2 separate regions of the Homo sapiens genome follow, and region 2 is linked to region 1. A link is a loop called in an ENCODE intact Hi-C map of the cell type or tissue named here. Cell type or tissue: endothelial cell of umbilical vein. All regions are shown on one strand. Each heading gives the region's core, and the rest is flanking DNA. Links, peaks and the distances in the headings are about the cores only.

Region 1 (2,920 bases), core at 322-2,821:
CTTGCCTCATGTCAGGCAGCTAGAAAATATCTAGCTTAAAAGCTTGTATTCTTTCCTCCACAGCAGGGTTCAGCAATTGTTTTCTGTAAAGGGCCAGCTAGCCCCTAGTCTAGCCTTTATGGGCCACTCATTCATTGTGACAACCTCTCAACTCTGCTGTTGTGGTGAGAAAGCAGCCATAGGCAATATGTGAATAGATGGGTGTAGTTGTGTTCCAATAAAACTTTATCTACAAAAGCTGGCAGCAGGCTGGATTCAGGCCTTGGGCTATTGTTTGTCAACCCTGATCTACAGCATATCTTTATTTAACTCTAGCATTTCTCAAGACACTTTGAAAGTGATTATTCTGGACAACCCAACAGTCATCATTGTATGCATAAATCTCAGAATGAGATGACAAAGGCTTAAATTTTGAGACAGCTCAGATAAATAAAAAAACTCACTGAAGTCCATTCTTTTAAATAGTATCTTACCTAATCCTTGAGGGATGTGGTGTCTTCCTATCCTCAGACCTCACCAGCAGGTGTTAGATTCTCATACCTTCACCCTGTGGTCTAAACTGAGTGTTCAGTTTGTACCTATTCTATCATACATGTTCAGCGCATCCTCAATCTGAGTGTTCTGGCCTCTCAGTTATCCAAAGGTACAACTACCCAGAAGAAGTGAAGGTCCTCCTCTGAGAGTCAAACTGTAAATCAAGATACAGGAACTGGAGCAACGATCTATGAATTCATCTTAAAGACCCAAAATGACTCACAGGCCCTAACATTAAAATATGCCCGACTTGTTGGCAGGATGGATGGATGATTGAAAGATGATAAATCAATTATGACAGATTGTTGGTAGATAGATGGTTGATAGATGATTGATAATCAATAGATGATAGATCAATTGATGATAGATATATCGTTGGTAGATAGTGCATAGATGATAGACACAAAGATTAGATTAGATTAGATAGATGAAAGAGAGAGAATACTTAACACTAAACACGAGTGCTCAGCAACAGAGAGAAGAGAGTCACGGGGCAGTATTGGAGCTTTCCATCTCAGTGTCATCTAAGGAGCAGGCTGCCCTTTCAACTATCACAAAAATCTCTGCTTTGAGGCTAGACACAGCAGACCTAAGCAGTAAACTTCCAGTCATACAACCAGCTTCACTTTATTCTCATTCCCAGTCATCTTCTGATTATGCTTTGGTTTCCCATGAAGTTTTTTTGAACAAAAGAATGTCCTAATCAAGCCTTGGCAGCTGCCTTATCTCCCCAACATGTTTCTTATTATAAACCAATAAACGAGTATCTGTTCGACGCTTTGGTCTCCGACAGCCTTGTTCATATGGCCTGTGATCCTAGGTCAAGCTATCTCCGGTACAAACTCTCACTTCTTAGTCTGCAAAGATGAAGGAGAGATCCAATGGGGACTTGAAGAAATTTACCAACGTCAATGAAGAACACTTCAGTGGCCTAGCTGTTTATTTCTAGCAGGAGAGTTTTTTGGTTTCTGTACACTTTCCTTGATCCGAGAACAACTTTAGAAGCAAGAGAAAAACAAAACAAAAACCCTGTTTCTTTTCCAAGTCCCCATTTTTCTCTGCCTCTGTTCTTGGAAGACTCTAGCAAAACACTTTTCTAGAGTAGTCCTAAAAATGGGTCCACCTGCCCCCTGGTGGCAGACATAAATGGATCCCCATAGACTTACAAACCCTCCTTCCTGAACTTTCCCTGCCAGGGGAATTGTTTTCTACCCTCCTCAGCACTGGGGGGCTCATTTACTTGAATAAGATGAGCACTGGTTCCCCCAAAGATGGCCTTGGGCTTCCTGACCTGACTTAGAGGGCCTGGCTTATCTGAGATCTGCACTGAGAGCAACCATGGGCCTTACGAAGAACCAGGAAAGTGAGAGGCTGGAATGCCTTGCGAAAAGAATGAAAGGATTTGGAGTCCACTGAGAAAAGCTTCTGGAAGACACTTCTCAAATTTACCAGAAAAAAAAACATGGTCTCAGGGCAAGAATTTGGAGAAGAATGATAATCAGCATAGACCGCGTTACAATGGTGTAATGACTCAATGGGACCTTTACCAGTCCTACAATATGCGTTATCTTTATACTTCCTTATCTGTGCTGATTACCTCCCATTCATCCCTGTGGGTCCAGCTTCTGTGCCTTTCCCTGTCCCATGAGGCTGACCAGTATGGATTACATCAGTGGGCTCTCTTGCCCTCTTGCTTCTTGTTGGGTACAGCCAATGAAAGTGACCAGCAGAAATCAGAGGGTAGGAGGAGAATGAATCCGGGCAGTTGTCATTTGGGCTGTCCCCCTGTGGAAGGCAGCCCTGTATATACAGCCACCCTCTCTGTGTTCCTACAATGGCTTCCTCACCTCACCCATTCAGGCCTGGGATGGTAATGCTCCACGTTGCCACCATCCCCACTTTGGTTCCCTTAAACTCTTCCCATACCTCTATAGGTAGTCACTTTATTGATCTCTCCTCAAATTATCCAGATCACATGTGCCATCTCTTTCCCACCAGGACCCTGACCATATGCCTCTCTGCCGGAATGTCCCTCTCTGGTCACCCGTCCCTCATTAACTCTGATACTTAAAGGAGGAGCATAAATATTACCTCCTCTGTATGCAAGTATGGTAAGGAAGAGTGTTTACTGCTTCCTACAGATGGGGGACTATGCCCAGTCTCTGCCCTGAGACCAGGGACAAGTTCTATTCTCTGAAAATGGGGGTAAGGGCACTCACCGGCAGGCTGTCTAGAGGAACATGCGTTCTGTAAATATTGTTCCCATCCCCATGACATTGGCAACGATCACGCATTTCTTTGCTCCCACAGCATTTTTAACAGCTTAATTGAGGTGTCATTCATATACCATGCAGTTCACTCATTTAAAGTGCATAACTTAATGGCT
Region 2 (2,920 bases), core at 277-2,776, 96 kb after region 1:
TCCCCCTAGAGTCTTTGGAGGGAGCACATCCTGCCAATCCCTTGATTTCAGATTTCTGGCCTCCGGAACTGTGAGAAAGTACATTTCTGTTGGTTTAACCACATTTGTGGTACTTTTGTTATAGCAGACACAAGTTAATACAATGGAAACTAAGACGCGTGTTCTCAGAAAAAGATAAGCTGACACACTAATCACGTTGGACTCTTCACAATTGTTTCCATTAAGGTTGGTTTCTTTGTGTTCATGGGTTTCCTTAAAGGCTAACTCTTGCTAGTACTGATAGAACCAGCCAACCAAGCAGGTGCAAATGTTTAAGTAAAAATAGAGAAAAACTTAAAATTGAGTAAATTAAGAAACAATTTTCCTGCTGATTAGGAAATGATTGCTGTACGCTTCCATAGCAACCTATGTGGTGCAAGTCTTGCACACAATGGAAAACGCAAACCAAGGTAGCGTTAGCCTCAAGAACAATGCCCGACTCACATTCTGAAAGAGCAACAGCCTCAGAACCAGGGTGATAGAGTTGACATGGATTTAATCGTCTCTCTACTCTACCATTTACATTGTCAGTTACTTTTTCAGGCTGTTCCTCTACTGGAGGAAGGCTGCCATGGGCAAGCAGGGCAACATGCTTCCTCTCATATTCAGCAAGCAGACAGACAGGGAGAGAGCATGGTGGGAACCAACCACAGGCAAGAATGATGGGTCATCCTTCTTTCTAATCAGGCCCTGCATGTCACACATTTTCATTGATGCATTCCACGTATGAATGTACTACAATGTATTTATTCATTCTCCTGTTCATAAACATTTTTGTTGATTTTTTCTTTCATACTACAAAAAAAAGCTGTCGTAGACACTTTTGACTGTGTATCTGTAGGAGTTTCTTTCGGGTATGTAAATAGGAGTGGCATGATTGAGTCATAACTTTTGTTGTTCTCAACAGAGGTTGTACCAACCTCCACAAACCACGTATGAGAGTTCTGCCCCTCTACATCCTTGCCAGTGCATACTGGGTCCAACTTTAAAATTTGTTAATCTTGTACATTTTCTTTCAACCATCTGCCACTCTAAACTAGTCTCTAAACTCCACATGGGTAAGGATTTTATTTCATTCACTCCCAAACCCTAGACAATGCTTAGCACTTGGCAGATTTCACCAGGGAGAACAGTGAAACAATAGATTTTCGAGGGCAGGGCCCCAGCCTCTCTGCTCTTGTCTGTGTCACTCCTTTGTTATGTTGTTAACAATAAGAATGGAGGGAGGGTATACTCTGTTCACTGGGAAAATCTTGCTATTAGCTGAATCGGCACACACACGGATTCTAGAGGACAGGGAAAAGATGTCTTTGCTTTTGCCCTTAAGTTGCCTATCAGTCTTAGTGGCGAGACCTCCTCCCTCTCCTTCATCAGCCACAGTGCTCTGGGTCATTCACCCCTTCCATTCTCCCTCCCAACCAAGGTCTTCCTCAGCCTCTGCCTCGGGGTGGGAGTGGTTCAGGTCCATGTAGTTTACCTTTTGATAGAGCTGGGGTAGGGGTGAGCAGGGAAGGGAGTGAAGGAAGAGATTGTGGAAGGCAGCCTCAGTGGGGAACAGCTAAACACATTAACTTTCTACTGCTGAGATCAGCCACTCTCAGTGCAGGACCCTGATAAATGGATTTGGTTTTCCTTCTCCTTTTTCAAATATCTGCTTCTGCCATCCTTAGTATGGGCCAAATTCCTAGAAATAAAGACAAGTGGGTACCACACCCAAGACAGAATTGGTTGGGGACTCCATCCAAACTTGCCACTTCCCAGCAGTGGTTCTCAACCAGGGGCAGCAGCGCCCCCTGGAGGCACCTGGAAAGGTATGGTGACATCGTTGCGGTCACCCTGCTTGAGAAGTTGGTGGGTCAGGGCCAGGCTCGATGAACAGCCTGCAATAGGCAGGATACACCTGCACAACATGGCACTGTCTAGGCGAAAAGGCTGGCAGTGCACTCACTGCATATGCTGAGGCTTCTGGGAGGCCAGGGGCGTAGCCTGATATATTCACAGTGTTTCCCCGACATAAGCCCAGGCCCAGCAGAGAGAGGGAGCTCAAGGAAAACTCCTTGAGTGAGAGTGCATGAGTGAAGACAGCACTTCATGGCACCAGCTCACAGAACTCAAGGGCATGAGCCCTTTCAAGTGCATGAGCACACTGAAACCCAGGGTGTTAGCTCATCAGTAGTAAAAAGCAGACTAGGAATCTGAAGAAGAAATATCCCCCTGTGAGAAAGTAAATGAAATTTTCTTTAGATGTGGGGAGATTTTCTCTATTCCCGGGAAGCTATCGAGTTCCATCTCATCTCTCATTTAGAAATACGAGGGAGTTTGAAGAGACATAGTCACAGTAAAAAGAAAAAAAAATACATAAGGCTGGGCACGGTGGCTCATGCCTGTAATCTCAGCACTTTGGGAGGCTGAGGCAGGCAGATCACTTGAGGTTAGGAGTTTGAGACCAGCCTGGCCAACGTGGTGAAACTCTGTCTCTACTAAAAATGGGAAAATTAGTCAAGCGTGGTAGCACACGCCTGTAATCCCAGCTACTGAGGGGGCTGAGGCAGCAAAATTGCTTGACCCAGGAGATGGAGGTTGCAGTGAGCCGAGATCACACCACTGTACTCCAGCCTGGGCGACAGAGCAAGACTCCATCTCAAAAAAAAAAAAAAATATATATATATATATATATAATATATAATAAGATATATAATAATATATAAGATATATATATTATATAATATATATTATATAATATATATTATATATATTATATATAAGATATATAATATATAATATATATTATATATAAGATATATAATATATAATATATATTATATATAAGATATATAATATATATTATATATGACATATGATATATATTATATATACACAC

The links. Hi-C counts contacts between places; a loop is a spot of excess contacts. Peaks named below come from ENCODE experiments on the same cell type or tissue, not always from the same donor. Only the 100,000 strongest peaks of a DNase experiment are listed, where the experiment ranks them.
Region 2: a loop joins it to region 1, with 11 times the contacts of the local background. A loop is called at or near these places in 1 of 110 quality-filtered maps.

The regions. Positions count from the first base shown.
Region 1 is chr16:80,850,777-80,853,696 of GRCh38, forward strand. All of the region lies in intron 1 of ARLNC1 (androgen receptor regulated long noncoding RNA 1), which reads right to left. Among named protein-coding and RNA genes, the nearest start is that of ARLNC1, 40 kb to the right of the region's middle. In endothelial cell of umbilical vein, for the core only: a CTCF peak has its summit at 1,694 (motif pointing left); a DNase peak (open chromatin) is centred at 1,655.
Region 2 is chr16:80,947,223-80,950,142 of GRCh38, forward strand. No RefSeq gene overlaps it. Among named protein-coding and RNA genes, the nearest start is that of ARLNC1, 56 kb to the left of the region's middle. RefSeq lists an enhancer at 1,730-1,779. In endothelial cell of umbilical vein, for the core only: a CTCF peak has its summit at 1,827 (motif pointing left); DNase peaks (open chromatin) are centred at 1,189 and 1,829; H3K27ac peaks cover 739 bases.